Regions from separate parts of the Homo sapiens genome. Here region 1 is linked to region 2. A link is a loop called in an ENCODE intact Hi-C map of the cell type or tissue named here. Cell type or tissue: Calu3. All regions are shown on one strand. Each heading gives the region's core, and the rest is flanking DNA. Links, peaks and the distances in the headings are about the cores only.

Region 1 (9,251 bases), core at 1,702-6,701, 140 kb after region 2:
ACTTTATTGTGTGGATTACTGCAATTAACTGTGCATCTCCAAGCAACATATAGCCATTGTGCAAAACCACTGTGAACAGATGATACATTAAGAAGCACAGCTTCGCTGTGCATCCGGCCCTTGATATTGAGAAATACAGCGGTTCAGATGGAATATGCAAATAGAAAATCGACCCAAGGTCAGAGTGAGAAAGGCAAAATGACAATCTTTGCTGGTTTCAGAATGAGAAATCCATTTCTGCTGCAAAATAAAGGTTGAAGAAAATCAGTAAAAGAAAATTTAGATATTTCACTTCTCCTTTCTTCTTTAGCTGGAAAGTAATTCAGTAATTTTTGCCAGTACAGAGAAAAGGAAGAATTAGTTACACTGTATATTATCCCTCCGGGATAACTTTACACTTTTATTTCCTAACATTTTTCCCTTTATATTTACTCTAATAAGAGAAAATGGTGTGTAGTTGATAGAAAATCACTCCTGAGTTTATCCATCGTCTTTGTTCTATTTATGCTTTTTTTTTTAATTTTCAGGGTGACCTTGAGAATGTACATTTTTCTGCACTTCTCTTTCTCCATCTTAAATAAGTGTAATAATAATTGATAAATATTATGTTCTTAATTTTCCTGGAGGATTAAAAATAGTAATAATTAATAGGTTTATTTATCTAAATAAACTTTATAATTTTATTTCTCTTTTTTATTTTGTAGTCACCTTAGGTGCAGAGGAATTATCTGATCATATTTCTGTTGATGGCACATGGCACACTATCCTCATGCCATTCTTTTTCTTATCATGTTTATTATAATATCCACTTCTCTTTTTATGCACTTTTCTCATAAGTTTGATAAATGTGTTATGATGAGTATGTATCACATAAAATATGTCCCATTAAATAAGTTCTGAATGCTTAATTTATATAACTACAATACAGTTATACATTTCATATTGCTTATACATGCAACCATGTACAATATCCATTGTACATATCCAGCATAATTTACTTATTATGTTAATAATGTTGTCTCCACTCTCCTAGATCACCTGCAATTGTCTGTTACTGCAAACAATGCCAAGATAACATCCTGGTATATGTGCCCTTCTATACTTATGCAGGAATTTCTCTAGGCTTAAACCCATGAATGGAAAGGCTGGGTCAAATGTTATGTTTCATTTCATTTTGTTGCATTTTATTTAATTTCAAGATATATTTTATTTAATTTAATGCACTACATTTTCATTTAGGGAATTGATGTTTGTATTCACAAATTTAGATAATTAGTATTTTGGGGTTTTGTTTTCTTCTGATTACTATGTAGTTACTATGTATTTTGAAGTTTCCAGATATGTGGAGATTTATTCACTTTAAGCAACTTTATTTTTAAAGCACTTTTTAGTTTACAGCAAAATTAGGCAGAAGGTGCAGAGATTTCCCATATAATCCCTGCCCCTACACGTGCACAGCCACCCCACTGTGGACATCCTGTAACACAGTGGTACATTTGTTACCATCAATAAACCTACTCTGATACATCATCATTATCCAAAATACATAGTTTACACTAGCATTCATTCTTGGTGGTGCAGATTCTGTGGGTTTAGACAAACGTATGACAATTATCCACCATTTTAATATCATACAGAATAGGTTTACGCTCTAAGAGTCCTCTGTGGTCTGCCTATTCATCTCTCCTTTCCCCCTAATCTTTGACAGCCACTGATCCTTTTACTGTTTCTATAGTTTTTACTTTTCCAAAATGTCATATAATTGAAATAATATACTATGTAGTCTTTTCAGATTGGCTTCTTTCACTTGGTAATGGGCATTTAAATTTCCTCCATGTTTCTTCATGGCTTGGTGGCTCATTCATTTGTGTTTAGTGATGAATAATGTTCCCTTTCTGGATGTGCTACAGTTTATCTGTTCATCTACTGAAGAACATCCTGATTACTTCCTAGTTTGGCAGTTATGAATAAAGCAGTTATAAATATCAATGTATAGGTTTCTGAGTGCATATATATTTCAATTAATTTGGTAAAAATCAATAAGTGCAATTCCTAAACCTTATCGTAAGAGTATATTTAGTTTTTTAAGAAATTGCCAAATTGTCTTCCAAAGTGGCAGTGCCATTTTGTATTTACACCAGCATTGAATAAGAGGTCCTGTTATTCCATATCCTCATCAACATTTTGTGTTGTAGGCGTTTTGGATTTGGCCACTCTATTAAGTGTGTAGTAGTATCTCATTGTTGTTTCAATTTGCAATGCCCTAATGACATAATATTGAACATCATGTCATATGCTTACTTGCCATCTCTAGATCCTCTTTTATGAGTTATCTCCTCAGGTCTTTTGCCCATCTTTAAAATCAGGTTATTTGATTTCTTATTGTTGAGTTTTAAGAGTTATTTATATATTTTGGATAAGTCCTTTACCAGATACATCTGCAAATATTTTCTCCTGGTATATGACTTGGCTTCTCATTTTCTTGTTGTGAAGTCTTAAGCTATATTCTTCATAATTTCATTTATTTTTTCCAGAGACCATAGTAAATAATATAGTTCTTTTTCATTTTATTGATTCTTCTTTTGTAGCTTTGACTACAGTCAATTTTTGTGAATGTTTCATGGGTGCTTGAAAATATCTTTTGCTTTGAACAGGAATGTAAAGGATAGCATAGGCTCTGAAATTCAGAATAACTGATTATAAAACTATTTTGCCTTTTCTTTTGAGCAACCTTGGGAAACTTACTCAAACATTTTGTGCTTAGATTTTCCACATGAAAAATGTAGATAACAATAAAACACTCCATCAGTTATTTTTTATTATTATTTCAAAAGCTTTTTGGGAAACAGGTGGTGTTTGGTTACATGAATAACTTATTTAGTGGTGATTTCTAAGATTTGAACTGATAATTAAATGAATTAATGTATGTTAGGTACTTACCCAGTGCCTGAGAAAAAGTGTTAGATACTTACAATTATTATTTGTTAGTTTGAAGTAATTGTGAAATTCATTACATTTCTATACCTTTTATGTTTTTTCTACTGGACTATCAGTTTCTGATAATGATATATTAAATGCCCTTAATAATTATAGATTAGTTGTTCTATTTATATTAATATAGTCTGACCCTATATTATTAGATGTATATCAAGCTGAAAATATTATATTAATCAATTTTTATTTTACTAGGATATAACATGTCACATTGTCAAGACACTTGGATAGTTTTTGCTTGTTTTCTTTTGCATTAAATAATTATTTGATTAGAAAATTAACATCTAGAATTTCTTTTTATTTATGATCCCATTCCTTTTTGTTGTTGTTGATTTAAGCCTCCTTCTGATTTAAATGTTGCTTATGTTCACAACATTAATCTTATTTTTTCCAGTTAGAAAATCTGTAATTGTAATTGGTTTAACCATTTACATTTATTGTAGTAACTAATATATTAGGATAGTTTCTGCCATCTTATTATCTATTTATTCACATTTCTTGTCTTCCATTTGACATTTTACATTTACTTCTGCTAATTTAAAGAGTTACATAATCCATTCATATTCTTTTAATTATTACCCCTAATATAATAGGACAGGTATTTATTTGTATCTTTTCACTTATTCCTTATGTTTATCAATAACTTTAATTTCTCCTTGCATAAAAATTGTAGTTTCACATACTTATCTGCCCTATTCTCCTTTTTTCTGTACCTATACTTCTGCTTTTAACATGTTATTTTTTCCTAGAATTATTTTTACCTTTTATCTTTCATCATTTGTGTTAGATAACAACATCAACAAGAAACTACTAACTAAATTATATATTAGTAAGAGAACTCAATTTGGGCATGTCATAAAAGAAACATGAAATGAAAAATTAAAACATGAGAATTTCCCACTTTTATGTAGCCAAGTAAACCCATTACTTACATATATTCAAAATAAATAATAACTGGTTCTTAAGTAAGCACAATTGACAGCATCACTTATCATACACAGTTCATCTTAGATTTACCTGGGTTGTCCATTTGTGTTAGTTAATTGGCTTTAGACAAAGGAAAAATAAAACTTACTAATGATAAAAGATTGTATTGCGACTTAGAACAAGGTGTCCACCAAAGTTAGGCTCCTGTCCTCCCACAGAAACTGGTATACAGGAGTGCTAACTCCTTTGATGTTTACAGTTCAAGGAGAGGACTGCCAGGGCTTTGAGGAAAGCATTCCTGGAACATGAAGTTGACAAAAGGACTACCTAGTTTTAAAAAGATTTCTTATTAAAGAGAGGAGAAAGTACTTACAAGTTTCCTAAAGTAAATACTCTGAGAAAAGGGAAGGACAACTCTCTTCCTTTGTTTTATCAGGAAGAATTAAGCCTCTCATTTTTAATTATTATTTATCCTTACAATACATAGTGTAGAGCATGCTCATTTCATCCTATATTAAGTGAAAAAAATTTGAAAATTAATGAAATTAAATCAAACATATTCTTGGCATATAATAATAATATCATCAACAACAAGAAGCAGCAGCAGCATTTCTTGTTTTCCAAGCCTCAGGTATTTTAACTCATTTAATCACACCACAATCCTATGAAGTACTCCATTACCACCCCCTGGTGGAGTTGATGAAGTTGAAGCACTAAAAGACCTCTTCTAACTGCAGCAGGTCTCATTTGCCAATTATTCATCATTAAGCCATCCTTAATTATTGCCATCACAGACCTAATGTGAATCTGTTTCATCATTGTTAAAGAATGAAATAATTTCTCAGTTTTATTTTTCTTTTTTGTTTGTGGTAAAATGAATATAGAAAACATATCTACTCTTGTTTTTCACTGACACACAAGTGCTCCAAACAGTGCCTGACTTGTAGTAGGAGTTTAATAAGTATTTGAGAAATGAATGAGATGACTTAATGTAGTCTTAACATATATTCAAATTGCAGACCGTCATTGGCCATGCTTTTAAAATCAAAATATATTTATAGCCTGCATTTTCATTTAGGTGTTCTGAAATAAATTATAATATTTTGAATTAATATGCTATTGAATTCCACTAAAAAAAATTTTACTTTTAAATCTTTGTTTGTGGGAAACTTGTATAAGAAAGATTTGCAGCCAGGCACGGTGGCTCACGCCTGTAATCCCAGCACTTTGGGAGGCCGAGGCGGGCGGATCACGAGGTCAGGAGATCGAGACCATCCTGGCTAACATGGTGAAACCCCGTCTCTATTAAAAATAGAAAAAATAAGCTGGGCGTGGTGGCGGGCGCCTGTGGTCCCAGCTACTCGGGAGGCTGAGGCAGGAGAATGGAGTGAACCCGGGAGGCGGAGCTTGCAGTGAGCCAAGATGGTGCCACTGCAGTCCAACCTGGGAGAAAGAGCGATACTCCATCTCAAAAAAAAAAAAAAGAAAAAAAGAAAGATTTCCATATTTTCAATGGCTATATGTGCTGTAGAAAGGGAAATTTGAGAAAATATTAGAAATAAAGTAAATTATTGAACTGTGGTTCAATCTGTGTATTTTTAGAATAAATGTGAGAAATGTCAGTGAAGAAAATACTGTTAATTTTGATGAATTTAAAGCATGGTAAATCACTGGCTTGTGGATATGTGTTCCTGTCTGGGGTCTTTTGGAAATTATTTGTTTTGAGCTAAAAAATGTTAAAAGGAGCAGTATCTAAACTTTTACTCATAAGCCCGGAACACAAAGGCTCTGGGGAATCAATCAAACATGTTTACTCTTAAAATATTATTAAGATTAATATGTGCGTAAAAAAACTTTTAATAAAGTTTACAATTTAGACCAGAACTTGAGAATAATTATATCCAGATGACTTAAAAGTCACAGAAAAGGTTGCTATAACATAAAGTTCAGTAGTTTTTCTCTAGCTCCTTAGTGGTTAAATATGGAGACATGATTATATTAACTATTTTCAAAAGTTTCTTGAATCCTTGTCATTGGCGGGGTATAATGGAGTTTAATAAGTACCACTAAATTGCATGAACACATTGGATTTATCTCAGAGAGGATTCTTATATTCTTTTATTACTGTCTACTCTGCATACATAAGTCCTTTTTATTTACTTATCAATAGAAATTAAATCACATTGAAGTGTTGGATTATAAATGCACAGGATCACAACTGAAGGACTACATGTCACAGAAAAATTGTAAGTATGGTTTCAAGAAATATGAAAGTACAACAGACACAATACTGTATGGCAGATTACTATTAAACTTTTAGCCTAGGATGATACATGATTTATTTTTGGGAAAAGGGTATACATTTGAGAGTCAAAAGAATTGTTGTATCTAAGTGAAACTTTATTAACTATGCTGTAAAATGTGGAAGCACCAGGTACTAATTGTTTTCCCTAATCTGATTTTTTTCCACCTATTGACCATTTTCCAAAAAATTCTAAAATTTCCTAAGTTGACAGAATGAAATGAAAGCATAATAGGAGGTATAGGACTTATCCCAGACAAGATTAGTCTTATGTTGCCTACAAACAACATTTGAGTGTCTTAATTGTTATGCTGGCCTTTAATTCATAAGAAACAGAAAGCACTTGTAGATGAACAATATTATAGAAATTTCATTATATCATCACATATCACATATGGTTTTATTAAAATAATACTAGATAATAATTTTATTGTACTTTATCATTGACATCATTAAGGATAAATTGCAAAACTATCATAATTTTTAAATTTGACACATTTTTATTTCAAAAGTCAGATTCTTATGTTTCTTATTACCTATTTTAATAGTTATTTAGCCAATAGACCATTATGAATACAACCAAACAAAACATGACTAAATATGAATATATTTTAAAATGCTAACAGTCAAAATAATTATGGTGAGAAGGAGTGTTCACTTGAGTGATAAACCAAGTGAATAAATTACTAGCATGCCCATCTGATTTTTGACATTTATTTCCTTTGTTCACTTTGTCTTTTTACCTCTCAAATTATTTTATTCTTTAAAAAAATTATTTTAAGTTCCTGGGTACATGTGCAGGATGTACAGGTTTGCTATATGGGTAAACATGTGCCATGGTGATTTGCTGCACCTATCAACCCATCACCTATGTATTAAGCCCTGCATGCATTAGCTATTTATCCTGATGCTCTCCCTTCCCCTACCCCACTGACAGGCCCCAGTGTGTGGTGTTCCCTTCCCTGTGTCCATGTGCTCTCATCGTTCAGCTTCTCCCACTTTTAAGTGAGAACATACAGTGTTTGGTTTTCTGTTCCTCTTGTTTGCTGAGGATAACGACTTCCAGCTCTATCCACATCCCTGCAAAGGAAATGATCTCATTGCTTTTTATGGCTGCATAGTATTCATGGTGTATATGTACCACATTTTCTTTAATCAGTCTATCATCTATTGATGGGCATTTAGGTTGATTCCATGTCTTTGCTAATGTGAATAGTGCTGCAATGAACATATGCGTGCATGTATCTGTATAATAGAATGAATTATATTCCTTTGGGTATATACCCAGTAATGGGATTGCTAGGTCAAATGATATTTCTGGTTCTAGTTCTTTGAGGAATTACCACACTATCTTTCAAAATGGATGAACTAATTTACATTCCCACTGACAGTGTAAAAACATTCCTATTTCTCCACAGCCTTGCCAACATTTGTTGTTTCATAACTTTTTAGTAATCACCATTCTGACTGACATGAGATGATATCTCATTCTCGTTTTGATTTGCAGTTATCTAATGATCAGTGATGCTGAGCTTATTTTCATGTTTGTTGGTGCATGAATGTGTTCTTTTGAGAAGTGTCTCTTCATGTCCTTTGCTCACTTTTTAATGGGGTTATTTGTTTTGTTTCTTGTAAATTTAAGTTCTGTATAGATTCTAGATATTAGAACTTTGTCAGATGGATAGATTGCAGAAAGTTTCTCCCATTCTGTGGGTTGTCTGTTCACTCTGATGATAGTTCCTTTTGCTGTGCAGAAGCTCTTTAATTAGATCCCATTTGTCAATTTTTGCTTTTGTTGCAATTGCTTTTGATGTTTTTGTCATGAAATCTTTGCCCATGCCTATGTCCTGAATGGTATTGCCTAGATTTTCTTCTAGGGTTTTATAGCTTTGGGTTTTACACTTAAGTCTTTAATTCATCTTGAGTTAATTTTTGTATAAGGTGTAAGGAAGGGGTCCAGTTTCAGTTTTCTGCATATGGCTAGCCAGTTTTCCTAGCACCATTTATTAAATGGGAATTCTTTCCTCATTGTTTGTTTTTGTCAGGTTTGTCAAAGATCAGATGGTTGTAGATGTGCCATCTTATTCCTGAGATCTCTGTTCTGTTCCATTGGTCTATGTGTCTGTTTTTGTACCAGTACCATGTTGTTTTGGCTACCGTAGCCTTGTATTCTAGTTTGAAGTCAGGTAGCATGATGACTCCAGCTTTGTTTTTTTGTTTGTTTGTTTTTTGCTTAGGATTGTTTTGGCTATATGGGCTATTTTTTGGTTCCATATGAAATTTAAAGGAGTTTTTTTTTCTAATTATGTGAAGAATGTCAATGGCAGTTTGAAGGAAATAGCATTTAATCTATAAATTAGCCATTTTTATGATGTTGATTCTTCCTATCCATGAGCATGGAATCTTTTCCCATTTGTTTAAATTCTTATTCTTATCAACTTTAGTGGAAATTAAAATAGGAATAATGTGCTTTTCATAACATTAAAATATTCTTTATTGAGAAGTAATTAACATATAGTAAACTTCATTTTTTAAAATTACAATTAAGTTGTTTTCAGTATGTGCATAGAGTTGAGCAACCATTACCATTGCCTAATTTATAATATATCAGTACTCCTTTGCTAATCCTGTTAGCAGTCGGTCTCCCAAACCCTGGCGAATTTACTTTCTGTCTCAATGAATTTGCCTATTTTGGACGTTCATGTATATGAAAACATAGAGTCTGTAGTTTTTGTGACCATCACTTAGCATATTATTTTTATGGTTCATTCATATTGTAGCATGTATCAATGCCTCATTTCTTATAATTGATAATAAAAATCAATTGTATGGATATAACATTTTATGTATCATTACTCAGTTGATGAAAATATGAATTATTTTCACTTTTTACTATTATGAACGAAACTTTTAATTACATTTATGTACACATTTTTGTGTGGATATATGTCTTCTTATGTCTTGGCTATATGACAGTAGAAATCCATGATCACATGGTAACTTTATATTTAACATTCTGATGAACTGC
Region 2 (9,251 bases), core at 1,963-6,962:
AGCCCAGAAGTTTACCTGTTTTTATCGGCAGTAAGAAGAAAGATGGCTTAATGGTGCCAATTATACAGCTACCTGTCCACTGATCAGGCAGATTAGCATAAGCTCTGTGTCCACATATCCAGTATAACCCTGTGGGGCCGTCCAGTCCTGGTGGAATTCTGGGTGGGCCCAAATAGTCTGCAACTTTGGAAATTTACTGAATGGATTTCTTTCTGTGTAATTGGAACTCCACCATGTAACTGTTTTTGTGGTACCATTATACAGCTTTTGCCTAAGACAACTAAACCGCCTTACAGGATGAGTGAATCCTTTTCCTTCTTTAGCTATGCAATACTGTCCAATAATTGAGACTTTTAGGACGAAAAATATGTCAGGGTGGTTCTTTTGGGCTGGGAATTCATCAGGAACTGGATCTGTAGGAACTAATTATTGGGCTTCCCATGGCCATTGATCTTCTATTACAGTTTTTCCACAAACATAACATGAAGTGACATTTAGAGACTGGGCTACATGCTCGGCTAATTGCAAAAACAAATTTCTGGTTTTTCCTAGAGTCTCTGGTACTGGCACATTTAGTTTATTACAGAAAGTCTGAAATACTGGTTCTGGAGAGCGTATTTGAACCTCCCATTTCATTAGGATGTTTACACTAGGATCTAGTCCTTTTCCATCAATGCCTAATGATACATATTTTTCTTTATTTTATTTTGGGTCTGAGGGGTTTGTGATTACTAATTTTAAAGGGTTGCAGCTCCCACTCATGCAGGAGGGGCTGCCTTTTCCTTTGCAGAGCCAAACAAGATCTTTTTTTAATCCTCTTTTCAAGTAGCCTAAATGACACAAGACCAGTATTGACACATCTCACATAAATATGATTTTTGACAGATATACTTTTTTTTTTTAACTGTTTAACTTTTTTTTAGTTTACAGAACGGCATCTTATTCCATGCTGCTTACTATCAATAGCAGCACAAGTGTCAAATTTTAAGGTTACATTTTTGGGGGCCCCTCTTTCTTCTGTTCTAGCTATTACCTTACTTGTGTCACCTAGAAAAGGACCAGTCCTTAATTTTATTTTAAAAACTGTGATCGTGGGAGGCTTAAAATGGGTCATAACACACATCAGGTTGGTTATTTCCTGGGCTACATACCTTGGATAGAATAGCATTATACAAACGAGTTTCTTTTAGAGTCCTGGTACACTTATAATAACCATAAAATAATAGGACTGTAGCAATTTTTTGTCCTACCTCAGTGACTTGATGTATATACTGGGAACAGTTCTCAGTCTGACGAAGGTTAGTTGACGTCCTTACTGAAAAAGTCCAAATTTTAAGGAAAATGAGTCCCACAATGAGTTTTCTGATGCATCGGCCATGCGTGGACCAGTCAGCTTCCGGGTGTGACTGGAGCAGGGCTTGTCATCTTCTTTAGAGTCACTTTGCAGGGGCTGGCGAAGCTGCTCCCATCCACGTACAGCTCCCAGTCTACTGATGTGTAAGGGTGGTCTCAGAGGTTGGGCCTACTAGAATAAACAGAGTCTAACACCTCTACACAGTTAATGTTTCACTGGGCTCCCTGATACCAGGAGTAAGGTGGTGGGGTTAGGGTGTTGCAAACTTCAATGGTTATGTGGGGATTTTTGCAGAGCAAGCTTTGGTATCTAGTTAGTCTAACATTCATTGGCTAATGGTGTCCTTTGGTATTTATTAAAATCACCACAGCATGGGGACACTTTATGTTTAGGTTTTGCCCAAGAGTTAGCTTATCTGTTTCTTGTGCTAACAGGTCTGTTGCTACCAGGGCCCTTGGACATGGGGGCCAGTCTTTGGAAACCCCTTCTAGTTGTTTTGAGAGATAGGCCACTGGCCTTGGCCAGGGCCCTACAGTCTGGGTTAAAACTCCAACTGCCATTTTTTCTCTTTCTGACACATAGAGTGTAAAGAGTTTTGTCAGGTCAGGTAGCCTCAGGGCTGGGGCCGACATGCGTTTTTCTTTTTAACTTACGAAAAGCTCGTTGCTGTTGGTTGTAATAGATGTAGTTTATCTAATTTACATTTTTATTGACTGTCATCTACCAAAATATTGACTTAAATCTTACAACTATTTGATTTCAAGCTTTAAATTGATCTGGTATTCCTTGTGGGGCTCCAATTGCATCTAAATAGATGTGAGAGTTGAAAGACCTATAAGGGGCTTCTCTTGCTTTACGATGTCTTATTATTATTTTTTTTCCTCTGGCTGATGAAATGCCAGGGTGAAATGGATAGCCAAATGGACTAAAGCACAAGTGCCACTCTAGTTATTTGGCAGAGTGCCCAGTAAAAGTCCACCACAATACCACCACAAATCCACTCGGGGATGAACAAGGGCTGACTGATTGATAAGCTCTTGAAAATTCCTAAGATCACTGCATCCCTTCAGGTCTCCAAGGAATGCTAAGTCTCCTCCCCTGCCATGAGAGACAAGAAGTGAACTTAGTGTTGGGAGACGGAAGCTGGATGGCCCTCGGGGATGACCTGCAGGGACTTCAGGATACAGCAGAGAGAGCTTGGCATGACTTATTACTCCAGGCTGTAGAATCCTGGAAAACAGCTACCATACAGCCCACGCCTGGTCGACTGAAGGACCACCTTAGTGGAAGGGGGACAATCAGGGTCTCTAACCTGCCAACCTGCCATGTGCACAAGCATAACAGTTGCTTTGTTTAACGTGCGGATGGAATATTTGATCCATTTCATCCAGGCATTTGTATCTTGGTATGCTGTCTTAACTGCCGAAGTTTGTTTTAAGTCTTTAACTTTCTTGATCCTCTAGTAAAATGAATGTTTCCTTTAGCACCTATTTTTATTAGTTTTTAGACCAAAGAAAGCTAAACACCATTTTATATTTAATAATGCTTCTTGTGTGATTTTTATGCCAGATAAGTTAAATTTTACCTTTATATTAGTGTGTTATTAATGTTAAACTTAATTTTAATAAAGCCTTGTAGACATATTTATCCAATTTTTCATGTTTGACCATAAGGTAAGATTTTATAGACTCTTTAATCTTTTATAATTTTTGTTAAAGAGCAGGTTGATGCTTTAAGAAAAACTTGTTGCATTTTTACTTTAATGTCCAGTTCACAGAAAAACTGGATGATATCTTTTTAACTTTAGCTAATATGTTTACACACAGAATTTTCTTTATAATTAACATTTTAAAGCTTGCTTAAACTTTTAAAACAATAATTTTTTTAACCTTTTAATGTAGGTAAAAATCTACATTATTATGCCCCTTTATAATCTTTTTACCAAAGGTATATTTTACTTTTCTTATACACTTCGCACATAAACTGTTTTTTTTAATGGTACTCAGGAGGCCTTATTACTTTTAAATTATACAACATTTTTTGCATACAATTTTTATAACATTTTTTCTTTCATGACTTTCGCCGACAATTTTTCAACATGTCTCAACTTTCTGACTTATTACAAACATTTTTTTTTTCTTTAAACAACCAGTTAATTTATTTCAGGACAAGAATTTACCATATAACACTCTTTTTACCTAAATTCTGCCTGCCCCCCCCCCCTTTTTTTTTTTTTTTTGAAGATAACCATTCCTTTTTTTAAAGCAAACTTTCTTTATGTCTTTGGGACTAAGGCCACAAGATTAGAAGTTACCATAATACATGTTACACTGTTAACTTTTAGCAAACTTCACTTTTGTTGAAAACCTTGTAAGTTTGGGATTTCAATTATCCTTTGCTATTAATAAGACCTTGTTTAGTCTAAATTAACTTACAATTGGTTTAGATGGCCTTTTTTTCTCTCTGCTGGTCTTTCCTTTTCTCTCTGCTGCCTCTGCCAGCTGCTTATACTGCTGTTCTTTTAACTACTGTGGGGAGGAAAGGGGGTCTAAAACCAGCTGTTACTGTCTGTGTACGGAAACTGGTCTGGGTGCTTTGGCTTACAGGTTACCTTGTGCCATACCTTTGAAACAAGGGACCTGTCCAGGCTTCCTCAATTCTTTCTTGAATTTTTTTTTTTTTAACATAGTTCCCAGTGGGGTGGGCTTACTTTGTGCCTGACCCACGTTGTTTTTTTTTTTTTTTTCCCGAGACAAAATACCACACTCACACCACACATACCACAAGACAAAGAACAGGTAAAGAGGGCACACACACACTTCTACCGTTTATACCAAACCAAAATCATGAAATTCAAAATCCAAGTATCAAAAAATTCCAGCCAAGTCAAAACCAAAACCAAAGTATCCAGCAATTCAAGTCAAGTCAAAACCAGAACAAGAGTGCCAATGCAGGCACGCTGTGGGTGATCAGGCCACGCTTCCACTCAGATGGAGTGAGGCAAGTTCCAAAGACTAGTCTTACCAAGTTTCAGATGTCCGGACTCCAAGTGCCAGTTCCTTCCTGGTGTTCAGCCACTGTGTTAATCCTCCTCGGGGGCCTGCTATGTGCGCTGCTCTGGCGAGGTGTTCCACTGGGGCAGTTTCCTACCCGGGAGCGCTCTTTGGATCACGTCACTCAGGCTGGCTGGAGTCCCCCTCAGGGATGCTCCACAGGGCAGGCTTAAGTCACCTAAGGGGCTGCCTCAGCTATCCATCAGTCACCTCGCTTCCCAGTCAGGGAACCAAGAAATGTAGCAGGACGAGCCGCAGACAAAACCTCTCAGACACCGAGTTGTAGAAGGAAGGGCTTTATTCAGCTGGGAGCATCGGCAAGCTACTGCCTTAAAATCCGAGTTCCCCAAATGCACAATTTCTGTCCCTTTTAAGGGCTCACAACACTAAAGATTTCACATGAAAGGGTCGTGATTGATTTGAGCAAGCAGGTGGTATGTGACAGGGGCTGCATGCACCAGTGGTCAGAGAGATACAGAACAGGGCAGGGAGTTTCACAATGCTCTACTATACAATGTCTGTAATCTATGAATAACATTGGTTTCTAAGTTATGAGTTGATTTTTAACTACTGGGTTTAGGCCAGGCAGGCCCAGGCCTGGTTTCAGGCCTGGCGCCAGGCTGCCTGTCTTTGGTTTTACTTCCTTGTTGTTTTTCCTTAAAACAGGTACTGAGTATAAAGCAACGTAAAACAATATGAGAGGGTCTCTCTCTTACCTCAATCTCATGTGGAAAACAGTGACTGATAAACTTATGATGGCAAAAGCTGCTACCTATTAAAATTATATGAACATAATGTTATTTTAGAGTAGTTTAATTTTCATTTTTAGGTAAATTCAAACTAGCTTGTGAGGTATTGCTTCTTATTAACAGAAGATAACAACAATATCTCAAGCGATTAGTATCTCAGATCTCATAATTTGGTTGATAAAGGGGTTTCAGGAGAGAAAAGGATATTGAAAAAGGGCTAAGCAATCTTGCGTTGCTGTAGTGAAACAAAGGCAAACATAATTTTGATTTTTTTTAAGAAAATTACATGATGCTGAGTATTGGTGCATAATTTCACGTCCAGCAGTAATCGTTAACAAGAGCAGTTGTCATAGGAATACCAGCAGTGGTGTGGCAGAGGTGGTGGTGGTAATTTTAGTGCAGATAGAAAGCCTTAAAGGAACACCATCTATGTGACAGCCACAGTGCCAAGTGTGACTTGCATTATCTCTTTTATTTTGGCAAACAGATATTAAGGTGAGGGTCAATATTATCCCTGCAAGGTTAGGTTTACACAATTATAAAATTTCAAAGCTGAGATTCAAACTCAGTTGCGTCTCATCCCACAATCCAAGCTATTTTTAAGGGGGGAAATAACATTCATTATGATTAATGGTAGTGTGGCACCATATAGTTCAAAATTTGAAATTGAAAGAGTATTTAGAAATCCTGAGTTTTAGGGTTGACTCTGCTATGCTATAAAATTGATGTGTGGGAAAGATACTTCTGTTCCCCGAGTCTGCAAATGAGCATACCAATGCCATTTTTCTTCCAGATTTGTTCTGGTAAACACATGATTGCATAAAAATAATATGAAAAAAAGATCTACTAAAAATTGATTTAAACTGTGTAGACATTAAGAGAGCTCTTATAAAATGCTATTCACTACATTATGAACTGGGAATAAAACTAATAGTTAAGACACAAACCTTCAAATGTCAAAAAAAAATTGGGGTCCATACAACTGTACAAGAAAAAATCTGAGTACATTATGCATCCATTCATGTTTAATGATTGTAGTAGACATCTGTAATTTTTACCCATTAAGCCAGCCTCCTAGTAAGAGACCCATCTCTTCCCCAATCCCAGATCCCTGTGTTTTGGATAGGATGCCTTCCATCCTTTGTGTCCAAGGATAGACCCTATAGCTCGAGCTCAGCCAACAAGACAGCCATAACCACAGTAACTGATGTAGAAGAAGGTTTATGGCACAAGCCTAGGTGAAAAAACAGAGAGAGAGAGAAAGAGAGAGAAAGGATGCTACATTTGACACATTTTTTCCAACTTTTCTTCTTTATTGGATGTCTCATTTATATGAGCCAGCAAATTCCTGTCTATTGAAAGCTAGGTTGCACTGGTTTTCTCTTACCTGTAGTTAAGAATGCAAATCAGTAATAGGATGGAGGAGGTTATAAATGAGCCAGGATTTTGAATATGCCAGGAAGACTGATTTAGACAGTGTAGTTATGTGAACTCCTTTGAGATAAAAAGCTGAGCTTGGAGTCAATGAAATTCTTCAGCTTTCATAAGATGGTAGGTATTTAAATAAGGTCTTGAAGAGTTAAATCTAAATAGATGAAACCAAAGTTATCACAGAGGGGGAGGAAATGGCCTTTTTTTTAGTCTAGCAGATGCTAGACCAGAAATAAATATTTCACATATATGTTTTATTAGCTAAAGGATGTGTTTTGTTATTATTATTCTTGGTCATTAATTTCACAGAAACATATATTAAGGTATTCATTAAATCTCAAAGGTTTAAGGAATTTTGGTTCCTTTTATGGTCCAGCACAAATTATGAAGAAAGGTGACATGATGTGAATTTTACTTTAGGAAGAAAATACCAACAGCAGAAAGATGGACTGGAGGCATGAGAAAGCAGAGAAAAAGAATCAGCTGGAAGCTTTTAAATTTAGTTAACTTAAATTTTTTTTGGACACAGAAAGACTTTCTGAAGTAGGAGATGATTAGAGTCTTAACTAATGTAATAATAATGGGAATGGATGAAAGTAAAACAATATGTGACAGGCATTGTGGAGGTAGAATAGACAGGATGTGAGAAATAAAAAGCTGTAAGTTATAATGGAGATGAAGTAGTCAATATGTTTCCATTGGGATTTCAAAGAGTGGAGGGAGAGACTTATTAACAGAGACTGCAAGTAGAGAATAATCATTATATTAGCAAGTAAGAGCGAAATCTATGAAGACACTAATTAATTTAGTTTGAAGACATGTCTTTGAGATACGGAAGTGTTTTTGCTATGAAGACCATTAGATATTTATGCATTAGTTCAAAAAATATGTATTGAACACCTAACTATGGCCTAACTACTGTACTAGACAACTTTCCTGCTTTTGTGGACCCTATATTGTAAAAGTTGGCTGCAATTAAATGAATGTATACTCTATATGAGGTGGTACAAAAATATACAAAGAAAAATAAAATGGGGAGGGTATTTGGCGCTATTTTACAATCTTGGTTACAAAAAACCTCTCTGAGCAGATATCTGAAGAAACTGAGGGAGAAAACCATAAGGATATGTGGGCAGGTAAAAGAAAGCAATGAAGGCCCTGCACGGAAGGGACATATTTGAGAGACTGCAAGGGGTCAAGTGTGGCTGCAGAGAAGGAATCTAGGGAAGATAAGGTCAGAGAGATAGAATGCCTTGAAAATTCTAGACTGGTGGCCCAGAAAACGATCTTGAGATTATGGCAAAGATTGTAGTTGTTTTCCAGAAACAATTCTTCCCCTTTTTGGTAGTAGTAGATATTTTAGCTGAGCCTGTAGTGTCTGAGAGTGAAGATTACCTTGAAGCCATGTGGCCATGTGAGTAGGAGTATGGGGCTGAAAGCTCACTTAAGTTATTGATGGTCTGTTTCATTTACCCTTCTATTCCTTGCTCTTTCCTCACACACATACACACACACAATGTAGGATCTCTGAGTCCAGATATTGGAAGACTTTTTTTGAGCACAGCCACCTTACTAGTTTATATATGTATAAGAAAGAAACATATTTTATTTAAAGTCCAAAATATTTTGCTTTTTATATTACCCTTTCTACTACTCACAGTTTAATGCTAATTAATGCAGGAAGTATGGTTGTAAGGCTTGTAGGGGCTAAGGCTATCTGAGTTTATGTGATTGCTCACAGAGAGCATATAGATTGAGATGGCATCTAGAGTGGAAACTTTACAAGTATGCAGAGCCGTGAATACATTTTCCTCATCTTCCTCCTTTTTTTGTTTTTTCTAAGTAGGTAAAATCTGATTCTCTAAGACCTAGCTCAAATATAACTGTCTTTGTGAAACTACTAGTAATAAAAGCTCATCCTGTTTCTCTTCAAAAAGCAGAATTACTTGCTTTGCCATGTTCTCCCTCTGCTCTACCTCTTACTATTTTGTCTCATGTTGTATTTATGTACATGTACCACTCCTTGAATACAGGGTGAACTCCTGAAAAAGCCTGTTACCCTTAACATTTTAAACAAACAATCCAAGCTCAGTTTCAGACCCTCATTGTATCCATCCTGGATTGCTGGCTTAGGCTCCCAAGGGATCTTCATTTGCCTCATTTTCTTTTTCTTTTTTGTCCACAAGAAACTCTCTTACAAATTTTCATTCGTGAGTCATTTCCTCAAAAAACAAAAAACAAAAACAAAACAAACAAAGAAACAAAAAAACAGGGTAGATAAAATACTGTCATCTGGACCCCATATTTCTAGCGTAATGCTTTTGAGTTACAAGTCTATAAAATCATTGAAGAAAAGACCTATAGTTTACGTCTAGCAGATTAATTCATAATAAATTTTTGTTAAATTGAATTGGAAGTAGAAGTAATCTAGATTGATTGAAGCATAGGATGGAGATATTTTGTGTGTGTGTGTGTGTGTGTGTGTGTGTGTGTGAGACAAAAATACAGGGAAAAGAAGACATAAAATATGAAGATGCCAACAACAGCTAAGGAAAAAACTGTTGAAACAGCTGATTCAGTAACTAAACTGGCTTGTCAAGGAATAACTGAAACACAAGGAGAAGGCAGCTGTTTCTACTGTAGTGTCCTCTGTTTTCTCCCCTT

Evidence for each region. Peaks named below come from ENCODE experiments on the same cell type or tissue, not always from the same donor. Only the 100,000 strongest peaks of a DNase experiment are listed, where the experiment ranks them.
Region 1: it touches region 2 in a loop (2.4-fold over the local background); 1 of 110 quality-filtered maps calls a loop at or near these places.

Annotation. Positions count from the first base shown.
Region 1 is chr4:91,497,951-91,507,201 of GRCh38, forward strand. The region is part of intron 10 of CCSER1 (coiled-coil serine rich protein 1); the gene reads left to right. Among named protein-coding and RNA genes, the nearest start is that of LNCPRESS2, 770 kb to the right of the region's middle. In Calu3, for the core only: a CTCF peak has its summit at 4,616 (motif pointing left); a DNase peak (open chromatin) is centred at 4,591.
Region 2 is chr4:91,354,311-91,363,561 of GRCh38, forward strand. All of the region lies in intron 10 of CCSER1 (coiled-coil serine rich protein 1), which reads left to right. Among named protein-coding and RNA genes, the nearest start is that of LNCPRESS2, 920 kb to the right of the region's middle. RefSeq lists an enhancer at 4,828-4,987. In Calu3, for the core only: no CTCF peak of the experiment used is centred there; DNase peaks (open chromatin) are centred at 4,491 and 4,941.